Linked DNA regions of Homo sapiens: all the other regions are linked to region 1. A link is a contact called in ENCODE Hi-C or POLR2A ChIA-PET data. All regions are on one chromosome and are shown on one strand. Each heading gives the region's core, a stretch centred on a gene start or an enhancer-like site at or near the end of the contact. The rest is flanking DNA. Distances are from core to core; before and after follow the strand shown. Region 1 holds the start of TESMIN (testis expressed metallothionein like protein). Region 2 holds the start of C11orf24 (chromosome 11 open reading frame 24). Region 3 holds the start of LRP5 (LDL receptor related protein 5).

Region 1 (4,842 bases), core at 1,355-3,854:
GCCTTCGCCTCCCAGGTTCAAGCAATTCTCCTGCCTCAGCCTCCCGAGTAGCTGGGATTACAGGTGTGCGCCACCACACCCGGTTAATTTTTGTATTATCTTCCCTGTTCTGATTAATGCTTTCTGACTCCACTCTGTGAGGAAATGAGCCGAGCTAGGACCTACGGGCAGGAGGCGCTGGACACCAATCCGGCTGGGCAGCAAAATGCAGTTCTTAACATTTCAAGCCCTCTGAGAAAGGCTGTGAGAAAGACCTCTGTCCTGGGAAACGGCTGGGGGAACTGGTGAGCTCTATGGCTCCTCTGAGGACAAACAGAGGTCAGTGGAGGCCCCAGCCTCTGCCCATCCTTTTCCTGTACACTAAGGACTGGCAATTACCATAACAGAAAACCGGAAGAGCAGAAATCCAAGCTCCTGCTGCTCTGGCTTATGATACAGGGTCAGGCTCCAGCCATCTCAATACTGACTCAAGCATTGTGTCCCACAAACGCTTCATCTACAACTTACTAAAATGACCTCATGGATGAGTGGTCTCGTTTTCTGAGCTGGGTCCTTTTTGAGGGGTCGAGAACACATTTTCCTGGGACCCTTTGTTTCCTTTGAAAACTCATTAGTTTTGGCAAGAACAAAGCGGAAAATTATCAGCGGTCATCTACAGCTAGAGAGGGCAGTCGGCTGAGAGCTGGCAAGCATTTCTTTAGGCTCTGATTTACATTGCATATGCTTGAAGAGCTATTACTCATTAGCAAAGGGAAGATCTCACATCTTGACTTCAAGGCCCGGAAAATCCAAGTATTAACTCTGAGTCCTTGCTGTGGATTCCAAGCCTGGTAAAGTTAAAGGAAAAAAAAAATGCAAGATGCAAACACGCCAACCCTCCACCACATTGCGTTTGTTTTCACAGACAATAGTTACCAGCAGACAGCGGGCCTCTCTCCTTAAGCCAAGGATAGCAACAGGGCCCAAGGGAACCTACGTCCTAGCTTTCCCCCTTTTTTTGTTGTCCGCCGTCTGCATGGTTAGGTCAGCTTTGGACGACTGGTGCAGGGCAGAATTCCCTCCAGGGGAAAGGGCTTGGCTGGGCCGATGCATGTTGGATTAGGAAGACGACAAAGAGTATACGCTCTACCGAGAATCAGTGACTCCGGTGGGCTGTGTGTGGTGTCACCAGGGAAAATGCTTGTAGAGGGAAATCCTGGGGTACACTAGCAGCCTCAGATGGGTTGGGGAAGGGATGGAGGGGGAGCTGTGCCCATTCCCCAGGCGGTTCTTACTGGGATCATGCGGACGCCCGGGTGGGAGGCTCCTTCCAGGACCCAGGCGCCCAGGGGCAACACCGCCGGGCTGCGGTGCGCGGGTAGCAGCGAGGACAGGAAGTGCACGTTGCAGGCGGGCGGCTGCGGGGCCTGCAGGAGCGCGACGTCCTCCAGCGCGCTGAGCTCTGGGATCCCGGGGTACTCCCCGAGGAGCTCCCCGCCGTCGCTGTCGCCCCCCGCGAGCTTCGCCTTGACCTGGCCCTTGCAGTCGGCGCCCAGCGCGGGGTTGAACGCGTGCAGGACGGGTTCCTTGGGGTCCGCCGGGCCCAGGTACGCTTCTTTGAAGACGTGGAACTCGTCCTCCTCGTACTTCACGGGGGCCTTCAGGCCGATGTTCTCCGAAGCGAACGGACCCTCGGGGCTTAAGAGCTCCGTCACCATCGCATCCTCGGGGCTGGGCAGCCCGCCCGGCAGAGGGCCCTCCTCCATGGCGCAGGGCGGCGGGGCGGGATGGCGGGGGCCGCGCACCTGCAACACGCGGCCAGGTGAGAGGCAGCCAGAGGAGAGGACGAGGGGAGGGGCGGCCAGGAAAGGGGACAGCCAAGGGAGGGGCAGCCAAGGGAGGGGCGGCCAGGGGAGGGGACCAGGTGAGGGGCGGCTAGGGGAGGGGGCGGCCTGGTGAGGGAGGGCCAGGTGAGGGGCCCGGGGAAGGGCGACCAGGTGAGGGGGTCAGGGGAGGGGCGACCAGATGAGGGGCGATTAGGTGAGGGGCGGCCAGGTGAGGGGCGGCCAGGTGAGGAGCGACCAGGGGAGGCGGTCAGGTGAGCGGCGACCAGGGGAGGGGCGGCCGGGGAGGGGGTCACGGGAGGGGCGACCAGGGGAGGGGCGGCCAGGGGAGGGGGCCAGGTGAGGGGCGGCCAGGTGAGGAGCGACCAGGGGAGGGAGTCAGGGGAGGGGCGACCAGGTAAGGGGCGGCCAGGAGAGGGGCCGGCCGGGGTGGGGGTCAGGTGAGGGGCGCCCAGGGGAGGGGGCCAGGTGAGGGGCGGCCGAGGAGGGGGTCAGGTGAGGAGCAGCCAGGGGAGGGGGGGCCAGGTGAGGTGCGACCAGGTGAGGGGCGGCCTCGCCCACGGCCCGCCGCCCTCCGCCCACCCGCAGGGGCCCGACCCGGCCCGGCAGCCCCCATCCCCGCCTGCAGAGCCGAGGCCCAGCCCGGGGACCGCCCCGTCATTCCTCCTCGGAGGGACGCACCTGGGGCCGCCGGGGCTGCCGCAGCGTGGAGCGAGCGGGATGGGGCGTGGGCCGGGCCTCAGGCGCAGGCGGCCGTTGGCGGTTGGAGAAGGGGGAAGGGTGAGGGACAGGAACCTGGGGGGAGGGGAAGAGGCGCCCGGGCAGTGGGCGGGGCCTGGGCGTGGGGCGGAGTCGAGGTCGGGGCGGGGAGGTAAAGGCGGGGCCAGGGAGGTGTGGTGGGCGTGGTCTGGGGCGGGAGGAGACAGAGTCGCGAGGGGCGGGGCCTGGACTGCCGCTGTTGCCAGAGCGGGTCAGGGGAGGCACTCCCAGGTTCAGCCGATCCAGGCTCAGGTGGGGAAACTGAGGTCCCCATCAACTCGGGCAGCGCTAAGTGGGACTGCCTAGCTTGGCTTCTGACCTTGGGCTTCAGTTATATTTTTCTGGCCAGGCGTGGTTGCTCACGCCTGTAGTCCCAGCACTTTGGGAGGCCGAGGCAGGCGGATTACTTGAGGTCAGGAGTTCAAAACCAGCCTGGGCAACATGGTGAAACCCCGTCTCTACTAAAAATACAAAAATTAGCTGGCCGTGGTGGCACGCGCCTGTAATCCCAGCTACTTGGAAGGCTGAGGCAGGAGAATCGCTTGAGCCCGGGAGGTGGAGGTTGCAGTGAGCCGAGATCCCGCCACTGCACTCCAGCCTGTGCCACAGAGCTAGACTCCGTCTCAAAAAAATAAATAAAATAAAATAAAACATTTTTCTACACTCGAGCTCTCAAGACAGATCCCGGCCTGGGACGCTGCGGGTGGACAGAGGGCAGGGGCTTGCACCGCACGTTCCCAGCCTTGCACCCACTCCCGGTCCTTGGTGACGCAGCTTACAGGTGCAACTGATGGAGTTGGTCCCGAAATAGAAGTAACAAATACGGCTGGGCGTGGTGGCTCACGTCTGTAATCCCAGCACTTTGGGAGGCCGAGGCGGGTGGATCACCTGAGGTCAGGAGTTCGAGACCAGCCTGGCCAACATATAGTGAAACTCCGTCTCTACTAAAAAATACAAAAACTAGCTGGGCGTAGTGGCGCACGCCTGTAGTCCCAGCTACATAGAAGGCTGAGGCTTGAACCTGGGAGATGGGGGTTGCAGTGAGCTGAGATTGTGTCACTGTACTCCAGCCTGACCAACAGAGAAAGGCTCCCTCTCAGAAAAAAAAAAAAAAACTCACAAATACAATGAAAGTCTCAAATTTTGGGTGGGGAATGAGCTATTTCATCTTTAAGGAGTCAATAGATATCACTGTTTAATCAAGAGGAGGTGAAAGTTTAATTCAAGTGATGGCGAAAACTGCAAAGGGTGTAGAGGGACTGGTGGGAGTGGGTGCTGGGGAGACAGCCTCAGGTACTGTCTACTCAGGTACTGTTTTGGTAAAAATAAAGAATGTAAAACATCAGCTTTCTAATCTCACTTTTAAAAATTAAATACTTTTCTAAATTTTTAAAGGGTAGTACCCAAGGCACAGCAACACCGTGTACTATTTAGTTGTACATTTAACATTCAAAAATCAAGAAAATTTTGCCTGGGGCTGGGCGTGGTGGCTCATGCCTGTAATCCCAGCACTCTGGGAGGCCAAGGTGGTCAGATCACTTAAAGTCAGGAGTTCAAGACCAGCCTGACTAACATGGTGAAACCCTGTCTCTACTAAAAATACAAAATTAGCTAGGCATGGTGGTGCACACCTGCAATCCCAGCTATTTGTGAGGCTGAGGCAGGAGAATTGCTTGAACCTGGGAGGCGGAGGTTGCAGTGAGCTGAGATTGCACCATTGTACTTTAGCCTGGGCAAAAAGATTGAAACTCCATCTCAAAAATCAAACAAACAAAAACAACAACAACAAAAAACACTCACAGAAGCAGAAAAAATAATAAAAATAATAAATCGAAGAGCCCAAGAATTATGCATAGCTTGAGTGGCCCAAGCGAGAGAGTAACCCACAAGGTTGCACCGTTCATTCGTTTACTAATCAGAATCAGACGTCTACTGAGTAGCATCATGCCAGGCATACACAGCCACCTGTGGGGGTCACCCACGGGTTGCAATCAAGCCTGGAGGCTCTGCACCTGCTGCTCCTAGATGCTTGCTGCCCTGCTGCACTGGCCGGGCTGGCTCCGTCGAGTCTCTCAGGTCTCAGCTCAACCCACTCTAAGTGGGTCAACCTCCCTGCCAGCTACCACCCCCTCCCAATGATCCTCTTAGTTGCCTCAGAACACTTAAAATCCTTCAACTGGTTGGCTTGTTCTCTTTTTCCTCTGTGATATGGTTTGGCTCTGTGTCCCCACCCAAATCTCATCTTGAATTGTAATCCCTC
Region 2 (4,842 bases), core at 882-3,381, 480 kb before region 1:
CTTCATTGTCCTATGACTTCATCCCTCTGCTATGGTCCTGCCTCCACTTTCCAACAGAATATTCTAAATGTCAAGATCCCATGCGGGAACCTGTGGTCATCTATGTAAGTTGACTCATGATGGACAAACCATTAACAACATTTAAAATAACAGTTTCCCCTGCAAAGGCTTCAAGCCAAAATTAGGATGTGGGTCTCGGGACCCCACCAGTTATTCTCATTATTATGTGGTACAGGGAGACTGGGTAGATCAGGGTCTCAGACCATAATAGATGGGAAAAAAGAGACCCCAGGGGCAGGAGGGGAATGAGCGAGAGAGAATTAAGTTTGTATTAAGTTGGAGACCAGGGCAGATGGAAAGACGGAAGGTTAGGCTGGCACTGGGAGCTCCCTTCTTCAGGGGTCAGCTCCCCATAGGATCTGCAAGGAAGGTGCAACAGGATACTCCCTTGAGCCATGTGACACTCCATGACAAAGGCACCCCCAACTATGCCCCTGGGTGTCAACCTCCCTATCCTTTTCTGGTTCATGACCTCGAGATGCCTCCCAAGGCATCTTGTCTGAATTCTTGTGTTCCGAACCTTGGCTTGTTATATGTGGCGCACTTTATGCAAGTTACACAAAACTGGACTCCAGGCGTGGTGCTGCATGCCTGTAATCCCAGACACTCAGGAGGCTGAGGTGGGAGGATTACAAGCCCAGAAGTTTGAGTTCAGCCTGGGCAACATAGTGAGACCCCATCTCTTAAAAAAAAAAAAAAAGGGAAAGAAATAACTTAATTCTTTTTTTCTGGCATAGAGAGGTTCCAAAGACCAATCCTGAAGCTTGGTAAAGGACTACAGCTGTTACCCCCACATTCTATCAGGCTATTAAGACTCACTCAGCCGCAACATGGCCAGGCCCCCACACCAAGTTAGGCAAGCTACAGATACCAAGGAGTAGGAACTGCAAACACAAATACAGGGCAAACTGCAGGTACCTAATCCTGACACGTCACCTGGCTGAACTTTGGTAGCAGAAGCCCAAGGAACACAGACTTATGGCTTTGTGTATATAGACATTGTCCTGTAGTCCAAAGGATGTGACTCTGTGGCAGACGGGAACCTAGAACATTGGACATTTATTATATTACATTAACTACCTTGCTTGCTTCCAGGTTTCTGGAAGTTTTGGTAACACAGCTAAATACTAGGGCCTAGTTTTTGCTAAGAACGTGGGTAGCTCTGACATTCCTTTGTCCATTAGGCAGATCCACTGTATAAATGGAAACATCTGTATTTTAAAGATTTTCCTAGCTGATTTTATCGAAATGTTAGAGATTTTCCTGGGGCGAGGGATAGCTGCAAGTTATTACAGTCAGATTTCTAAGCACGATGATTATTTCTGGTGGCAAACCATGCGTGTGGAGGCCGATTCCTCCTATCAGCCTAACGATTAAGTCAACATGCTAAGCAGCCACACGGGGGCTACTAAGTGACTCGCACGGGGGAAGCAGGCAGGGAGACAGATGGGCAGGGGAGGGAATCTGGGGCAATGCACAACCTCCACCCAGGTAGAGAGAGGGTCTGGGGGATAGGTCTGTGTCACTCAAGTAAGAGCGACACTTCTTGGGGTCCAGTCCCGTCCTGGGCTTGCCCGGGAAAGACCCCAGGACAAATTCGGCCCCCTTCCAGAGTGTCCCCATTCTGCTCCCACAATGGGACAAGCCGGCCTCTTCTCCAGTCTGGGCCCCCTTCGGCCCTCCTCCCTCCTCCTGTCTCTTGGGCCCCCAGCCATGCTCGGCCCCCAGTTGACTTCTTCAGTACCTGCATTGCTCAGCGTCTTGCACTCTGTGCGTGCCCCATCCGCCGCTCCTCCTGTCCCGTTCCTCCTGCCTCTCTCAGCCCCACTCACTCTCCCACTGCCCCTCGTGCCCCCATCCAACCCTCCTCCTGCCCCCCAACCTCTGTCTCTCAGTCCCAAGCCAGTCAGGGAGCCCTGACAGCAGCTACCCGGACGGCAGTGCGAGCCCCTTACCCGGGCGCAGCAGGCCCCCGGCGGCCTGGTGGCCCTCGGACAGTAGGAAGGAGCCTGAGGCCCGGCGCGGGGACGTGGCCGGCAGCGCAACCCAGGCAGCTCCGGGCAGCGCGCCCTGCCCGGGCCCCGCCCAAACGCCGGAAATGACGTCACGGAGGGCGGGGCGGGCCTGCTGGCCGGGGCGAAGAGCGGCTGCGGCGGGGCCTGTGGCGAACGGAGGCGAGCCGGAAGTGGGGGGGTTGTCTGCTCTCAGGCCCCGCCTCCCCGGGGCCGGCTCGGGCCACTTCTTGCGCGCTGCCAGAAGGAGCTATTTTGAGCAGGTCTGTGGCGGAAGTGGGTGTTCCCGGGTCTCTGCTGCCCAGCTGTGCCCGCTGCCGTCTTGGGGTCCCGGGGTGCGCGGGTTGGGCTGGGTGAGCTCAGAGGCACCTTGTCGGCAGCCGAGCCTGAAGAGGCGACCTCGAAACGCCTCGTGAGACCTTTCGCGGGCACACGCCCTTCGCGTTCCTCCGCTTCCTCCCACGTTTCTTCAGCCCCTGGCGGGGCGCTGGGGTGCCCGGTAGTTAAGGGTGGGGTGGCAGCGAGCGTTTCTGTGCACCCGCAGCGTGCCACGCCCGTGCTAAGCACTTTGCCTATAGAGCCAGTGGCTTAATTCTGCAATAGCACAGTGAAGAACTTCGCCTCATTTTACAGACGTGGAAACAGGCTCATCAAGTGCTCTGTAATTGTAAAACCTGGGATAACAAAGGAGCAAAACGCAATTTAGAGGCAAGTGTGTGGGACTTGACTTTGGTTAGAAATAGGCTTTGCAGGCCAGGCGCGGTGGCTCTTGCCTGTAATCCTAGCACTTTGGGAGGCCGAGACGGGCGGATTATCTGAGCTCAGGAGTTCGAGACCAGCCTGGGCAACATGGTGAAACCCTGTGTCTACTAAAATACAAAAAATTAGCCGGGCGTGGTGGCGTGCGCCTGTAGTCCCAGCTACTCGGGAGGCTGAGGCAGGAGAATTGCTTGAACCTGGGAGGTGGAGGTTGAAGTGAGCAGAGATCGTGCCACTGCACTCCAGCCTGGGCGACAGAGCGAGACTCTGTCTCCAAAAAAAAAAAAGAAAGAAAGAAATAGGCTTTGCAAGTTAGTAGTTCTGTGACTGAATCCCAGTCTGTATAAGACCCTCAGGCATCCCCCGGTCCAAACCAAAACCTGTCTGCGAAGGATGATTTCACAGGAGCAAACCAAGACTTTATTTCCAGTTTTATAACCTGCCTTGGGGTCTTCGGCTAGGAAGCTAAGAGACACAGAAAGCTGAGATTGGGCAAAGACAGGATCTACCATCCACTCCGAGCTCTGGGAGCACCTGAAATGCGATTTGATGTCACCACCACCATCCCCAGTTCAACCACAGTTCATGTGTGGAATTTAACCTGCAAAGTTGGGTTTGCTGAGACCCAACGCCGGTTGGATCATGTGAAGATCAGATCCTTTCACTATGTATTTGCTTTAATTTTTCCAACTAGTTCGGATCTAACATGAAGTACAGTATTGAGGCTCACTCCAGAAGTGAAAATATACAATCGGCAGGCAGATTTTAGTTCTTTGCCTGCCCTTTTCAAAAATCAATGACTGGGCTGGGCGCGGTGGCTCACGCCTGTAATCCCAACATTTTGGGAGGCCAAGGCGGGCGGATCACCTGAGGTCAGGAGTTTGAGACCAGCCTGACCGATATGGTGAAACCCGTCTCTACTAAAAATATAAAAATTAGCCAGGCGTGGTGGCGTGTGCCTGTATTCCCAGCTACTCGGGAGTCTGAGACAGGAAAATTGCTTGAACTTGGGAGGGGGAGGCTTCAGTGAGCCGAGATCTCACCACTGCACTCCAGCCTGGGCGACAGAGCGAGACTCCTTCTAAAAAAAAAAAAAAAAAAAAAAAAAAAAATCAATGACTGTGACTCTGTTTTCATTTCCTCTTTGGCAACATAGGGACAATTTTTACTGCTGGGGCTGAAATTACAAACATAAGACACAGCCTCTCCTCTAGAGCAGCTGGGCAGCTAGACCTCCATCTGCTTGCTTTTTTTTTTTTTTTTTAGACACGGAGTCTTGCTCTGTCGCCCAGGCTGGAGTGCAGTGGCGCCATCTCGGCTCACTGTAAGCCCCGCCTCACGGGTTCACGCCGTTCTTCTGCCTCAGCCTCCCGAGTAGCTGGGACTACAGGCGCCCGCCACCACGCCCAGCTAATTTTTTGTATTTTTAGTAGAGACGGGGTTTCACCATGTTAGCCAGGATGGTCTTGATCTCCTGACCTAGTGATCCGCCCGCCTTGGACTCCCAAAGTGTTGGGATTACAGGCGTGAGCCACCGCGCCCAGCCCATCTGCTTTCTTAAATTTCTATTGGAACAGAGTCATGCCTCTTCATTAGGTATTATCTGATGATAAAAGGGCACAGTCGACTAGTTGTAGAGACTATATGGCTCACAAGTCCTAAAATATTTACTCTCTGGCCCTTTACAGAATCTATTTGCTGATCTCCAGTCTAGAGTGTTACTGATGGGTTTCTGACACAGAAATATCTGGCTGAGATGGTCCAACATACCGGGAAACTCATTCTCTCCTATGAGAAAGTCATATTCTCTGATAGCATCTTTGGTCACCTGAAACCTAGTGTCCATTGAAGGCACAGCTCTGGGAACTGCAAAACTGTTCTGTGGAGTGTTATGGAGAGTAAAGCCAGGCAGACCAGCTGCTTCTGAGGGCTGTGGATAAAATAGAGAATGATACACTTACATCCTCTACCTTTTGTTTCCAGGCACAGATCATTTCAGGTGCCTTCTGTG
Region 3 (4,842 bases), core at 1,223-3,722, 440 kb before region 1:
AAAGGAGAAAAGTAAAGCAGAGAAATGGAGTAGAAAGTGCTGGCAATAGTGGGTGGTGGTGGTGGGGGGTGTGGTTTGCAATTTTCAACAGGGGTCCTCAGGCCTGACTGAGGAGCTGAAGAGGTAAGAGAGTGAGCCACGAGGCTAAGTGGGGTGAAAGAGTTGGAGCAGAAAAGGTGGGAGGATCACCAGGCATGATGGCCCCTCTCTGTAGTCCTAACTACTAGAGACAGGCTCATGCCTGTCATCCCAGCACTTTGGGAGGCCGAGGCAGGTGGATCATCTGAGGCCAGGAGTTCAAGACCAGCCAGACCAACATGGTGAAACCCTGTCTCTACTAAAAATACAAAAATAAGCTGGGCGTGGTGGCACATGCCTGTAATCCCAGCTACTTGGGAGGCTGAGGCAGGAGAATTGCTTGAGCCTGGGAGGCAGAGGTTGTGGTGAGCCAAGATTGCCCCACTGCACTCCAGCCTGGGCAACAGAGTGAGATCCCATCTCAAAACAAAACAACAAAAGCTAACTACTTGAGAGGCTGAGGTGGGAGGATTGCTTGAGCCCAGGAGTTTGAGGTTGCAATGAGCTACGATCACACCACTACACTCCAGCCTGGGCCACAGAGTGAGACCCTGTCTCAAAAAAAAAAAAAAAAAAAAGAGTCCCAGCAGAGAACAGCAAGCACAAAGGCCCTGAGGCAGGAGTGCACCTGGTGTGTTTGAGAACCCACAGAGACACCACTGTGGCTGGAGCAGGGTGAGATGTGGGAAGGGAGTGGCTAAGGAAGCTGAGAGGTCAAGGAAGAAGTGTGGTTGGAGCAGGCCCTGCAGGTGCCGAAGGCTTTTGCTTCTTTCCTGAGATGGCAGCCCTCACGAGCCCTGGAGCTTCCCTGGCTGCCATGAGATCAGGTGGAAGGGGGTCGAGGCTGCAAGTGGGGACGCATGAGTGGGTGACAGGTGGCAGTAGTAGAAGTGTAAGAAGAGCTGGGAGTCTGGGTCTCTTCTATCTTGAAAATAGAACCCCAGGCTGTGCTGGTAGAGCTGGATGCAGGGTGGAAGAAGGGAAAATATTTTTGCTGCTTAAATCCTAGCCTGGCTTCCCATTGCTCGTGGGGTGCATTCTCGATTCCTCTTCCCCGCCTGAGGTCTGACATGTGCTGGCCCTGGCTGGCCTCTCCTGTACCTTCTACCACCAGCTCCAGCTCATGGCCTGATGTGGTTCCTCCCCCGAATCCAGCGACCAGGCTGCCCTCTGCCCCAGCGCCTCCTCCGTGGATGTCTGCTCTTCCTGAACTGCCCTCCCACCGGACGGCTGCTCCTTGGTAGCAGCTCAAGTGTCCTTCCTTCCCTAAGCCAGTTTCCCCAAACACTGCAGCACAACGCCCTTCATTTCTCATGGCATTCTTCATGGCCTGTCAATGGGGCTTTTGTTGTTTTAATTTTCCGTCTTCTTGTTTTTGTTGGTCTTCCTAGAATATAAACCCCATGAGGGCAGAGGCGTTCAGCCTGACTCCAGCCTGGCAAAGCTGTCACAAATCTGGAGGAACACACACGTTCACGGGCACTCAGTTCTGTGAGGTACTGCAAGCCCTCTCTGAACCTGCAAGGTGGCCATTGCTGTCCCCACTTTACAAAGGAGGAAAGAGTGCGCGGAGAGGTTCTACTTAGACCCGCCAAGGGCACAGTCGTTCTAGAAAGTAGCAGACTGGGAGTTCCAACTTGGGCTTGCTGGTTCCAGAGCCCCTTCTGTGCCCCTTCCAGGCTGTGCCTGGGTGAGATTCTTCTCCTACCAGCACGTCTTCTTCCTGGAGGGTTCAGTGGCTGAGCTGACACCGGTGGGCAAGAGGCCCTGGCGGGCTTGTTGAAGGACTCAAAGGTGGCGTCTGGGAGCCTGGCGGGACTTTCTCCCTGTCAGCCTAGAGGCACTTTTAGAGGAGTGTGTCTGTTTCGCAGTCTTCGTGTCTCATAATTCATAACTAAGGTAGAGGGTACACATTTAGTTTACAGTAAAACCTCAAACCCACCTCCACTCCCAGCCGGCCACTTCTCTCCCTGTTCCCTTCTCTGCCCTCCACAGGTGAGAACAAGTGTCCGGGGCCGCCCCGTGGGGCCCCAGGCTGCCCGCCCTGAAACTGCCTCGCTGTGTGCCCTTGGGCAACCCCGCCCTGCTCCGTGCCTCAGTTTCCCCACTCATAGAGGCTCCACAGGTGACACACCTGGCTCCGGGCCCCGATCGGCCGCCGGGCCCCGCGGGGCGGAAACCCCGCGCCAAGCCTCCCGGAGGCACCTCCAGGGCAGGGCGGGGAGCGCGGGGAGGGGCCGCGGGGACCTGCGCCGCTGGGGCCGCCTGGCCGCCGGCCGGCTCCGGGGGGCGCCCGCGGGAGGGCGCGGCCGGTGCGGGGGGCGCGGGTGGCGGCGGCGGGGGGCGGAGACGCGGCGCGGCTTCCGCTCCCGCGCGCCCAGCTCCCTCCTCCCCGTCGTCCTGGTCCGCGGCGCCCGAGGGGGGAGGCGGAGGCGCCGGGAGCCGCGCGAGGAGCCGCCGCCGCCGCGCCATGGAGCCCGAGTGAGCGCGGCGCGGGCCCGTCCGGCCGCCGGACAACATGGAGGCAGCGCCGCCCGGGCCGCCGTGGCCGCTGCTGCTGCTGCTGCTGCTGCTGCTGGCGCTGTGCGGCTGCCCGGCCCCCGCCGCGGGTAGGTGGGCGCAGGCCGGCCGGGGGCCGCGGGTTGCTCGGACAATGGCCCGGGCGGCCCCGCGGCCAAGTGCGCGGGCGCCGCCGCCGTCTCGGAAGCGACTTGGCGAGTTGGGAGCGAGTTGGGGCGCGCGCCCGGGATCCCCCTGCCGTCCCCGGCGTCCCCGCCACGCGCGGGCCCTTTGTCTCCCCACCCGGGCCCTCCCCGGGGACGCTGCGTCCCGGGCTGGCGAGGAGGGCGCCCGCTCCGCCAGGTGCGGCGCGGGCGGGTCCTCACCTGCCCGAGCCCGCGGGAAGCCGGGAGCCGAGCCGAGCCCGCGCTGGGCCCGTGTGGCCCGGGCCGGGCACCGAGCGGGGACTTGGGGCGCGGAGGCGGGCCTGGCCCGGGGAGCCGGTTCGCAAGCCTGTTTCCAGCGGCCGCGCGGCCGCCCCGCGTGCTCCGAGGACGGGCTGAAGTTGCAGCGAGAAAGTTCTGAGCCCGGGCGCGGGGCGGCCTGGCCGGTGGCGCTGCTCCTGTGAGCCGCGTGGCTGTGGGTTTCCAAGCGGACTGACACCTGCCAGGTGCCCGGGCGACCCGAATGCCCCGTGTGGCCGCCGGGTCCCCAGATAGTGTCCATCCCCGGGTCGGCTACGCGGAGGTGACGTGGTCCCAGATCGCGGGGCAGTGGGGGAGGCAGGCTTGTGCCTCAGTTGTACACTCCCGTGGGGAGAGGTAGGGCGGGGGAACTTTCTCTCCAACTTTTGGTGTTTCCCAGGGGGTGGAGTTGAGGTCAGGAGGACTCAGGAAACTTAAGCAGTCGTGAAACGCTACACATGTTCTTTTAATTTGGAGATTGCCATGTGGTTTTTCAAGCAAGCCTCTTGCTACCTAAATCATTCTCTTCGGATGTGCGTGTTTTGTTTTTCTGGAGTATGGCTGGCCAAGTGGCACGGCCGCAAGTGCCTGTGCACGCCGCGGCTCCTGTTCTGTTTGTGGCAGTTTAGCGGGGAGGACCTCGGGCCCCTTTGTCTGGGCCTCCTTAAGGCAAACAGCTGTCTCCCTGAATATTTCCAGTGTGAATGGTGCAGCGGGGTGGCCCTGTAGTCAGATCCCCCAGGCTGCAGCCTCTGCTTGGAGGTGTGGGGGACAGCGGGGAACAGGAGGAGCTTGGAGTTTGTTTCACGTCCTCCTGCCTCTGACCCAAGCCTAGAGATTCTATGGACAGTTTCACCCCAAATCTGCCTCTTTCAGGAGCGTGTTTACATTGTGGGGCCTTGTCTGGAGCTAGCAAAACAAGGTGAAGACAAAACAGCGACAGTATCTGGGGAGTACAGGCCAGCGCCGCTCCTTTTTCCGGAAATGCCTGGGTCAAGGAGGCAAAAGGGGTTTTGGGGAAACTGTTTGTTTTAAAGGGGGGGTTTCTAGGCCGACCGCGTTGCCTTTCACCTCATTGCAGTTTTGGGTTTTGTGCACGTTTTGGGGTGATGTTGCTGGAGTCAAATGCCTGTCGTCCATGTGGTTCGAGCCCCTGAGGAGAAAGAATTATAGCTGTAGAGTTCAGTTGTGTGTGAGGCAAAAATAGAGTTGATTATTTTAACATTAGGCAGCAAGGCCTGGGAGCCCCAGTGAATGTGGTGATCCAGGCCTAAAATGGAAGGAAAGGGAGGAATCTTTCTGCAGAACGGTTTTGATGTTATATCCCTGGTTTTACTGTGTGAAATACATGCCTCGGACCTCAGCGAAGCCAGTAAGTGGGCCGCTAATTATTTTTCCTGATTGCTTCCTGTTGCAATTGGAAGCTGTGAACGCACGGAAATGGCTTTGTTCTAGTGGTCCCAGTGCTGAGAACTTCCCCAGCTCCCAAGCCCTAGTCCTCTCTCCTCGGGGCCCAAGTGCTTGTTCCAGGGCCGGCCTGTCCAGGCACCCCCTCTCCCCCTGGAGGTTCCTCCTGTAGATGCCCAAGGCCAAGGCCGGGCCCTCTGGGAGAGCCCAGAAGGGCTGAGTGGGGTTAACCAAGTGCTGTGTGGAGCACCCTGAGAGAGTCCCCTCCAAAGCAGGGCCCCGTGTGTTTAGCTCCCCTCTTCAGTTCCAAGAAATTCGCCGGTGAACCCGATCCAGCATTTGTTCAGCACTTTCCTGGGGAGATTCACCTCGTGCTTCCTGTCGTTTTTGGAAC

What was found. Hi-C counts contacts between places; a loop is a spot of excess contacts on that map. ChIA-PET counts read pairs that join two places held with the same protein, here RNA polymerase II (POLR2A). Pooled maps may share reads with other maps.
Region 2: a loop to region 1 is called in a pooled map, with 8 times the contacts of the local background. The contact joins the promoter of C11orf24 here to the promoter of TESMIN in region 1. A Hi-C loop is called at or near these places in 4 of 50 pooled maps. POLR2A ChIA-PET finds 5 or more read pairs at or near these places in 2 of 52 experiments (activated T-cell and common myeloid progenitor, CD34-positive).
Region 3: a pooled map shows a loop between it and region 1 (6-fold over the local background). The contact joins the promoter of LRP5 here to the promoter of TESMIN in region 1. A Hi-C loop is called at or near these places in 2 of 50 pooled maps. POLR2A ChIA-PET finds 5 or more read pairs at or near these places in 2 of 52 experiments (GM12878 and H1).

Annotation. Positions count from the first base shown.
Region 1 is chr11:68,748,916-68,753,757 of GRCh38, forward strand. It overlaps TESMIN (testis expressed metallothionein like protein), which reads right to left and starts at 2,605. Exons shown (of 10, transcript NM_004923.3): 1 at 2,505-2,605; 2 at 1,275-1,784. The coding sequence starts at 1,745. RefSeq lists an enhancer at 1,732-2,717 and silencers at 2,418-2,707, 2,718-2,837.
Region 2 is chr11:68,269,842-68,274,683 of GRCh38, forward strand. C11orf24 (chromosome 11 open reading frame 24) reads right to left here and starts at 2,132. Exons shown (of 4, transcript NM_022338.4): 1 at 2,016-2,132. LOC105369363 (a long non-coding RNA gene) reads left to right here and starts at 2,261. Exons shown (of 3, transcript XR_950248.3): 1 at 2,261-2,335. RefSeq lists silencers at 1,930-2,329, 4,209-4,268 and an enhancer at 2,241-3,095.
Region 3 is chr11:68,310,119-68,314,960 of GRCh38, forward strand. LRP5 (LDL receptor related protein 5) reads left to right here and starts at 2,473. Exons shown (of 23, transcript NM_002335.4): 1 at 2,473-2,687. The coding sequence starts at 2,597. LOC124900302 (a long non-coding RNA gene) reads left to right here and starts at 3,331. Exons shown (of 2, transcript XR_007062749.1): 1 at 3,331-4,842. RefSeq lists silencers at 2,098-2,387, 2,408-2,607, 2,798-2,957, 2,968-3,037 and enhancers at 2,459-3,334, 3,335-4,209.